Linked DNA regions of Homo sapiens: region 1 is linked to region 2. Evidence: chromatin contacts called from ENCODE Hi-C or POLR2A ChIA-PET data. All regions are on one chromosome and are shown on one strand. Each heading gives the region's core, a stretch centred on a gene start or an enhancer-like site at or near the end of the contact. The rest is flanking DNA. Distances are from core to core; before and after follow the strand shown.

Region 1 (3,610 bases), core at 704-3,203, 310 kb after region 2:
TGCCTGACATGTGTTGGGTTGTTTGTGAACCTGCCGCCCAAGCAGCTCGCCTGGCAGGGGCTTTGCTTTCTGGACGCCTTTTAAATCAAGCCGAGCTGCCGGCCCCTGGCACACACGAAGGTGGCCCCCTCCCTCCTCGCAAGCCCACCCGCCAGTCAGAACGTGAGCTCCCTCAGGAAGGAAGACAGAGGCCTTCGCGGCCGAGGAGACAGTACCCCGCTTGGCTCCATCTACATTTCCCATATCCCTGGCTGCTTTCCAGAGTGCAGGAGGAGGGCAGGCCCTGGCTCCTCCTTCCTGGCCCAGCTTTGAGGCCGGGCGGGCCCTGACACCTGGCCCGCCCTCCCCTGGCAGCTCTCCCTGCCCGCTCCAGACTTCCCCTCCAGCTGGCTCTGTGCCTGTTCCCAAAGGTGAGCCAGGTTGCCAAAAGGAATTCAACAGCAAGGCTCCCGTCCGCCCTCCTGGGCCAACTGGCCTCTCCAGGGGTGGCCGAGAGCTCACTTTGCAGCCAGTGGAAGATTAAAAACTCCCTTGTATTCAGGGCAGACATTAGAGACTGGCAGCCCAAGGGCCAAATCCAGCCCATGGTATGTTTCGTGTGGGCCCACAGTTGTGCATCTGTAATACAGCCACACGCCACATCTTGACGTTTCTGACAACAGCAAACCACATAATCGGCAGTGGCCCCATCAGAGTATAATGCTGTGTCTTACTGCTCCTTTTCTAGGCTTAGACACACAAGTCCTTACCATTGTGCTACAGTTGCCTACTGTTTTTAATTTTTTTTTTCTTTTTTTTGAGACAAAGTCTCACTCTGTCACCCAGGCTGGAGTGCAGTGGTGTGATCTCGGCTCACTGCAACCTTCGCCTCCCAGTCCCAAGCGATTCTCCTACGTCAACCTCCCGAGTAGCTGGGAGTACAGGCGCCCACCACCACGCCTGGCTAATTTTTGTATTTTTAGTAGATACGGGGTTTCACCACATTGGCCAGGCCAATCTCAAACTCCTGCCCTCAGGTGATCCGCCTGCCTCAGCCTCCCAAAGTGCTGGGATTACAGGCGTGAGCCACTGTGCCTGGCCGACGGTATTCAGGACGGTCACCCTGTACAGGTTTGTAGCCTGGGAACAAGGGCCCTACCGTCTGGCCGAGGTGTGCAGAGGCTCTGCCATCCAGGTTTGTGTAAGTTGCCCTGTGATCCTCATGCACAGCCATGAAATCGCCGGACAACGCGTTTTTTCAGAAGTCACCCCCATTGTTAAGTGATGCTTGACTGTACTTAGAATCAACATTGAAAAACCAGGGGAATGCCCGTAGAACACCAGATTTCTGGCTGCTCTTGAAGAATCAGACAGCCCAGTGGCCATGGCCGATGTCTTGCACCTCGAGACGGGCCACAGTGCTCTGGTTTGCCTCAGGCCCCACCCGCCCCTGTCGTCCCACATCCATACCCTCACACGCTCCTGACGTTTGCCCCTACTTTGTACCGAGCCCGACCTCTGCTTCTGACCTGGGCACTGAGCATCTCTCGGCCTGCTGGACGCACGAAGTGGCGGACACTCAGGAGAAGATGAGGGAGTGGCCCAGGGTCGTGACTCTGAGTGTGCTCTGAGCAGGCTTCCCCCACATCCTCCCGTCCAGGCCTCTGTTGATGCCTCCCTGGACGCCAGGGCCTGCAAAGGGCGCTTGCTGCCTGGGGAGCAGTCAACAGCACCAGGCTTCCTCCCACAGTGCGCAGCCAAGCAGAGCTGCCAGGGCATCCGAGGGGAAGTGCAGGCGTGACCGAGCTCGCCCCGGTGAGCAGCTGCCCTGGGCACGGACAAGGCTGTCATCTCCCCTCGGCGCTTGTCGGGTGTGTTCCCATGGGCCCACGCACCCGCCGTCTCATCTGCCGGAACAAGGTTAATCTGGTGCCCAGATCTCCTGGGGTGAGTCAGGCGGCTTCACCCCCGCCTTGACTGCAGGCCAGATGCTCTTCAGAGACTGCTCCTGACCTCACCAGGGCCTCACTTTGAACCGGAGAGGGCGGCTGTTATCGTCGCCATCTCACCAACCAGGGAACCAAGTCTCCAGAGTGGATGGGGGTCAGGCCAGGCTCGCAGGGGTCCTCCTGCCATCGAGGGGCCTGTTGCCTGCCTGGCATGGTGCCCACAATAACCCAGCCAGCCCCAGCTACTGCCATGTTGAACTTGACCTCACCCAGCTTCATCACTGCAGCAGAATCCAAGGATTGGGTTGCTCAGTGCAAGGGCCTTCGGGGCCGGGGTGAGGGAAGGGGTGATGAGGCGGCTCCTGGCAGGACCTCCAGCAGGAATGATGTGTCAGACCCCAGGGCAGAGAGGGGGAAGGATGTTAAGGAGTGACATTCTTTAGTTCAGACAGCCTGATGGGTGGCACTGCAGCTTGGGGAATGCACCAGGTCTGGGGAGGAGGAAGTGGCTGTGGGACATAGGGGATAGCAGGTGCTCAGGTCTGGGGGCCAAGAGAAGCAGCTGCAGGAATGGGCACATTCACTGAAGGAGGGCAAGATCCACGAGGTGGTGGGCAAAACCACAGCATTGGGCAGGGCCTGCTGGCTTGAAGCTAACCACAACCCAAGCCATTTTCAGCCAAAAAAAACCATTTATTGTCTCCTGAAAGTGGGAAGCAGGCTCAGATGCTGCCTCTCCCCTGCAGCCCTTCAGCTGGCTCCTCACCTCGCCACAGGATGCCCCACACACGGCTTCAGACAGCCCTTCCTGGAATTCCATCCAAAGCCCCTGGGAAGGCTCTCATTGGGCCAGCCTGGTTACATGCCCATCTGGGGGCCAATCTTATGCTCCAGAGATGGGGATGTGCTGGTTGGCTGGCTGTGAGACACCCCCTTCCTGGAAGGAAGGAGAACAGACTCTGCAGGACTGTGGGACCCTCGGGTCAGGAATCAGGGCCTTCGGGGGGTGCCCAGGTTTGGCAGTTGGGACATGTCCATGGGCTTCTGTCTGAGCAGTTGAGCTATTCCCATGCAGTGTGACTGTGGGTGTGTAAGCAGCCCTTTCTCAGTGATCAGTCTCACACCTGCTCTCCCTCCCTCCTACTTCCTCTCTAGGAATGAGCACACCTGGCTCCTCTCCACAGCACCGCCCAGCTGGCGTCAGCCCCCTGTCCCTGAGCACAGAGGCAAGGCGTCAGCAGGCATCGCCCACCCTGTCCCCGCTGTCACCCATCACTCAGGTGCGAGGGCAAGGTGGGGGGCAGGTGGGAGGGGGAAAGGGAAAGGTGGAGGCCTGGCTCTACCTCTTAGAAGGCCTCCTGTTCCTTCCAGGAGGCCACAAAACCTTGAGAATGCTCCCAACACTTTTAGTTTTTATTATCAAATTTTCAAGCCGGGTGCCGTAGCTCATGCCTGTAATCCCAGCACTTTGGGAGGCTGAGGCGGGTGGATCAGTTGAGGTCAGGAGTTCGAGACCAGCCTGGCCAACATGGTGAAACCTCGTCTCTACAAAAAATACAAAAATTAGCTGGGCATGGTGGTGTGCGCCTGTGGTCCCAGCTACTAGGGAGGCTAAGATGAGAGGATCACTTGAGCCCAGGGGGTGGAGGCTGCAGTGAGCCATGATCACACCACTGCACTCT
Region 2 (3,790 bases), core at 95-2,594:
CGCACATGGTGGTGGAACAGCCGCTGCACGCTGGCCACTGCTTCTGCTGGTTCCTATAAATGAACAGCTGCGCAGGCTCATGGCCACGGTGCTAGGCGGGTGCTACTGCTGCTCAGTTTAGGTGCCTGGGCTGTGGTCTCGGAGCCGCCCAGGTCTCCTGGCTCCCCAATCCCAGCCTGCCAGGCCCTGTCCCCACAGCAGAAACCTACAGTCCACAACAGTCGCACGGTGCCTACAGAGGTCCAGGTGCTATCCCTCTCCCACCAGGATCTGCCCATCTGCACCTGTGCTGCCTCTCCCTGAATAGGGCTGGCTTGCCTGGGCCCCCACTGTCTTCCCTGAACCCCAGCAGACCTCAGCATGGCCCTGGCTCCTGGGGCTTCCCTGCAGTCAGAGCTGGGGCCTGGGCCCCATTCCTCTCTGCATGTTAGCCCCTTCTGCGGCCTCAGTTCCCCACAAGGCTCTGGGCCTCCGGCCCCCAGTGCTGGCCTGGCACATTGACTGCAAGTGGCACCGGGCACTCCAGACAGGCAGGGAGAGGACCAGGTGCAGGAACATAGGGTGCCAGGTGCCAGGCACACAGGGCAAATCTGATGGGGCCTGGGGCAACAGGGTCCCCTCCCCTGGCTTCTACAGCTTGAGCCCCCTCGACACCCCATGAGGGTGAGGCGGGTGTGGGGCCAGTACTTAGAGCCCCGGCAACGCCCTCCTGCCTGGGCACCTACCTGGGGTGTCTGCTGGGGCTCCGGGGGTGGCATGGGTGGCAGGTGCACAGTCTGGAAGCTGGGCCCGGGGCTTGTCCTCAGCCGCCCTCTCCTTGTCTTTGTGCTTCTTGGACTTCTTCTTGGGCTTGCTGCGCGAGGGGCTGCCGTGTGGCCTGCTGGGCTGGGCACAGTCCGTCAGCAGGGGCAGGCCGAGGCGCACAGTGGGGGCTGGGGCAGCCGCCTCTCCGTGCTCACAGTCTCGGCCGCTGTGGCCCAGGTCATTGCTGACATCGGCCAGGGGGTCGTGGGCCCTCGGGGGCTCCAGCCGCGGGGGCAGGTGAGTGCTGGAGCTGAGGGTGTCCGTGCTGGCTGGTGGGCCCGGGGTGGGCAGCAAGGCCTCACGGCCATTGGGCACGCCCAGCTTCCCGTTGACGGCAGGCTGAGCTCTCTGAGTGAAGTGCGATATCCGGGGTTTCTTGTTGGCTAGGGGGTCGATGAAATCAGGAGGCTGCAGCCGCTTCTGGAGAGGAGCAGAGATCATTTTAGAGGGGAGCACAGAGTGGCTGAGCAGCAACAGGCAATCCCCTGGCCTGGCTAGAAAACCCAACGCCGCCTGCAAGGCCCACGCTGGCCACATGGGGGCGCCCGAGCACCAAGTCAGGTCCCAGGTGCCGCTCAGGGTGGCCTCAGCTGGGGCCCATCAGCCTGCTGGGATCGATGCAGGGGGAGGGCAGGGCCCAGTGTGTGAGCGGGCCACCCCTGGGGACTGGTCTAAAGCGCTGCTGTGCTCAGCATGCTTCCCCAGTGATAACTGTGACACAGGAGCAGGAAGCCCAGGGTTGAGCCCACATCAGGGAGCCGCCCCCCGTCCCAGGTTCCGCACTGTGACACTGGGGTGCTGCGGCCACACTGGCAGGAATCTGCCCCCAACCCCAACCCGACAGCTTCCCCCTTGGTCCCTGGGCGGAGGGAGGCGGCTCAACTTGGAGCAGCTCATGCTCCAAAGAGCTGGTGAGGAAGGTGACAAGGGTTACTGATGCAGCACAGAGTGCCCTGCAGGTGCTTGGGACAGTCACCCCAGGCATGCCTCACTTACCTGTGGGGGCGAGGCCGAGCGCCCACGCTCGCCTGGGGGGCTGGAGGCAGCAGGGTCTCCAAGGAGGCTGCCAGTGCTCTGTGGCTGGCACAGCTTCCTGCGAAGGAGAGGCAGGGCTAGGTCAGAAGGTGCTGAGGGGGCCTAGGGGCCCCAGGCCTGTATCCACATGGGGGCCCGGTGGAGATGCCTCAAGGAAGGGACCCCCCTCCTCCCAAATCCAGAGCAGGGCCAAGGGGTCACAGGAGCCTGGGCCTGAGGCCATCCTGCCCCCGACTTCACCCAAAGGAGGACTTCCCCACTCACTGTCCCCCTGAGCCCAGAGGAGGATCACTTTGTGTAGGTGCCTGCTACCGGAGAGACCAGGGACACACGCTAGGGTGCTGGACCCTGCTTTTAAAGACAGCTGTTCATCCTGTTCAGAACGCTCACTGCAGAAACTGTCCAAAATGCAGAAGAGAACGGAGGGCCCTGGCCTAGGATGAGACAGCCTTCCTGGAAGCCCAGGTCACAGCAGGATCTGGAGGGCGGCAGAGTGGCCACCAGCTTGACTAGGTGATGCAGCTGGGGAAGAAGGGAAGAAACACCCCAGTGCATGCCCCTTCTCCCGCTCCATGTGATCTGGGCAAGTGGAATCCCCCACCCCCGCCAGCAACCCTGCAGCTTATGGGTATCCTCTCTGACCCAACTGTTCAATTCCCGGGGGCTGTGCCATCTCAGGGCAGCCTAGCGCCCCTCCAGGCCCTGCAGAGAGACTTAAGTCCAGGGCCGTGGCCATTCTGCCAGCCAGTGACACCCAGAGCCCATCTCCCTAACAAATGGGCTAGGCTACAGACCACTGCAGGTGTCACTTCCCTGGTGGCCTGAGAGGAGAGCCATGTGGACATAAACAGAACTCCCAGTTAAAGACAGAAAACTGAGAACAGGCATTTGCATCCACTGGACAGGCAAGGCAGAGACAAAAGGAGGAGTGAAGACACCGGAAAGCATAGCAGAAGCATGAGTGGTGACTGCTGCAGGATCCAGAGAATCCAGGGCCCAGAGCAAGAGGCACCACGACCTCAGGGGACAACAGACTGCTGCAGGGCCATCCCCCACAGCTCTACTCCAGATCCTCATCACTGCTGGTGGGGCTGCAGGACAGTGAGCCCAGGGCTGTCAGGCAGCAAAGAGGCTCGGGCCACTCCTCCAGGCAGTTGGGAAGTTACCTGGGCCACAGCTGGACAACAGGATGGCCAGATGTGTGGCCTCAGGAGAAGAAGAAACAGGGCCCAGGACTAGGGCACATCGGGATTCAGAGGCCCCAAGCTGTGCAGTGTCCCCAACGGCTGCACTGCAGCTTCCAGGCAACAAACGTCAGACCTCAAAACAGAGGAACACGAAAATACATTTGAAAAGAGACTCCACAGGGAGATGAAAACGTTAAAAAATAAATCAACAGGCCGGGCGCCCATGGCTCACGCCTGTAATCCCAGCACTTTGGGAGGCCAAGGCAGGCGGATCACCTAAGGTCAGGAGTTCGGGACCAGTCTGGCCAACATGGTGAAACCCCGTCTCTCCTAAACGTACAAAAAAATTAGCCGGGCATGGTGGTGGGCACCTGTAACCTCAATTACTTGGGAGGCTGAAGCAGGAGAATCACTTGAACCCGGGAGGCGGAGGTTGCAGTGAGCAGAGATCATGCCATTGCACTCCAGTCTGGGCAACAAGACCGAGACTCCGTCTCAAAAACATAAAATAAATAAATAAAAAATGCCAGTTTTCGTGTCCTTGGAAAAACAAAAGCTCTGAATAGACGTTTCTTCAAAGAAGCTATACAAATGGCTAAAAGCACATAACAAGATGCTCAATGCCATGTGTCATCAGGGAAATGCAAATCAAAACAACGAGACACTGGCTACTCTGGGCACACTGCCTATGGGTTAGCCCTGCCCTGCAAGGAGCAATAATGAACAAACAAACCCACCAAACAAAAAACAAACAACGAGATACC

The links. Hi-C counts contacts between places; a loop is a spot of excess contacts on that map. ChIA-PET counts read pairs that join two places held with the same protein, here RNA polymerase II (POLR2A). Pooled maps may share reads with other maps.
Region 1: a loop to region 2 is called in a map of left cardiac atrium, with 6 times the contacts of the local background. The contact joins two enhancer-like sites. A Hi-C loop is called at or near these places in 2 of 168 maps with a recorded cell type or tissue (left cardiac atrium and mammary epithelial cell) and 4 of 50 pooled maps. POLR2A ChIA-PET finds 5 or more read pairs at or near these places in 1 of 52 experiments (H1).

Annotation. Positions count from the first base shown.
Region 1 is chr19:18,762,321-18,765,930 of GRCh38, forward strand. CRTC1 (CREB regulated transcription coactivator 1) reads left to right here. Exons shown (of 14, transcript NM_015321.3): 9 at 3,084-3,208. Among named protein-coding and RNA genes, the nearest start is that of COMP, 27 kb to the right of the region's middle. Within about 2 kb of position 1,954, at least 11 of the 41 ENCODE cell types and tissues checked have a DNase peak (open chromatin) inside an H3K27ac peak, as active enhancers do.
Region 2 is chr19:18,449,752-18,453,541 of GRCh38, forward strand. ELL (elongation factor for RNA polymerase II) reads right to left here. Exons shown (of 12, transcript NM_006532.4): 7 at 1,801-1,897; 8 at 726-1,224. Among named protein-coding and RNA genes, the nearest start is that of ISYNA1, 14 kb to the left of the region's middle. RefSeq lists enhancers at 445-1,251, 1,252-2,058. Within about 2 kb of position 1,345, at least 4 of the 41 ENCODE cell types and tissues checked have a DNase peak (open chromatin) inside an H3K27ac peak, as active enhancers do.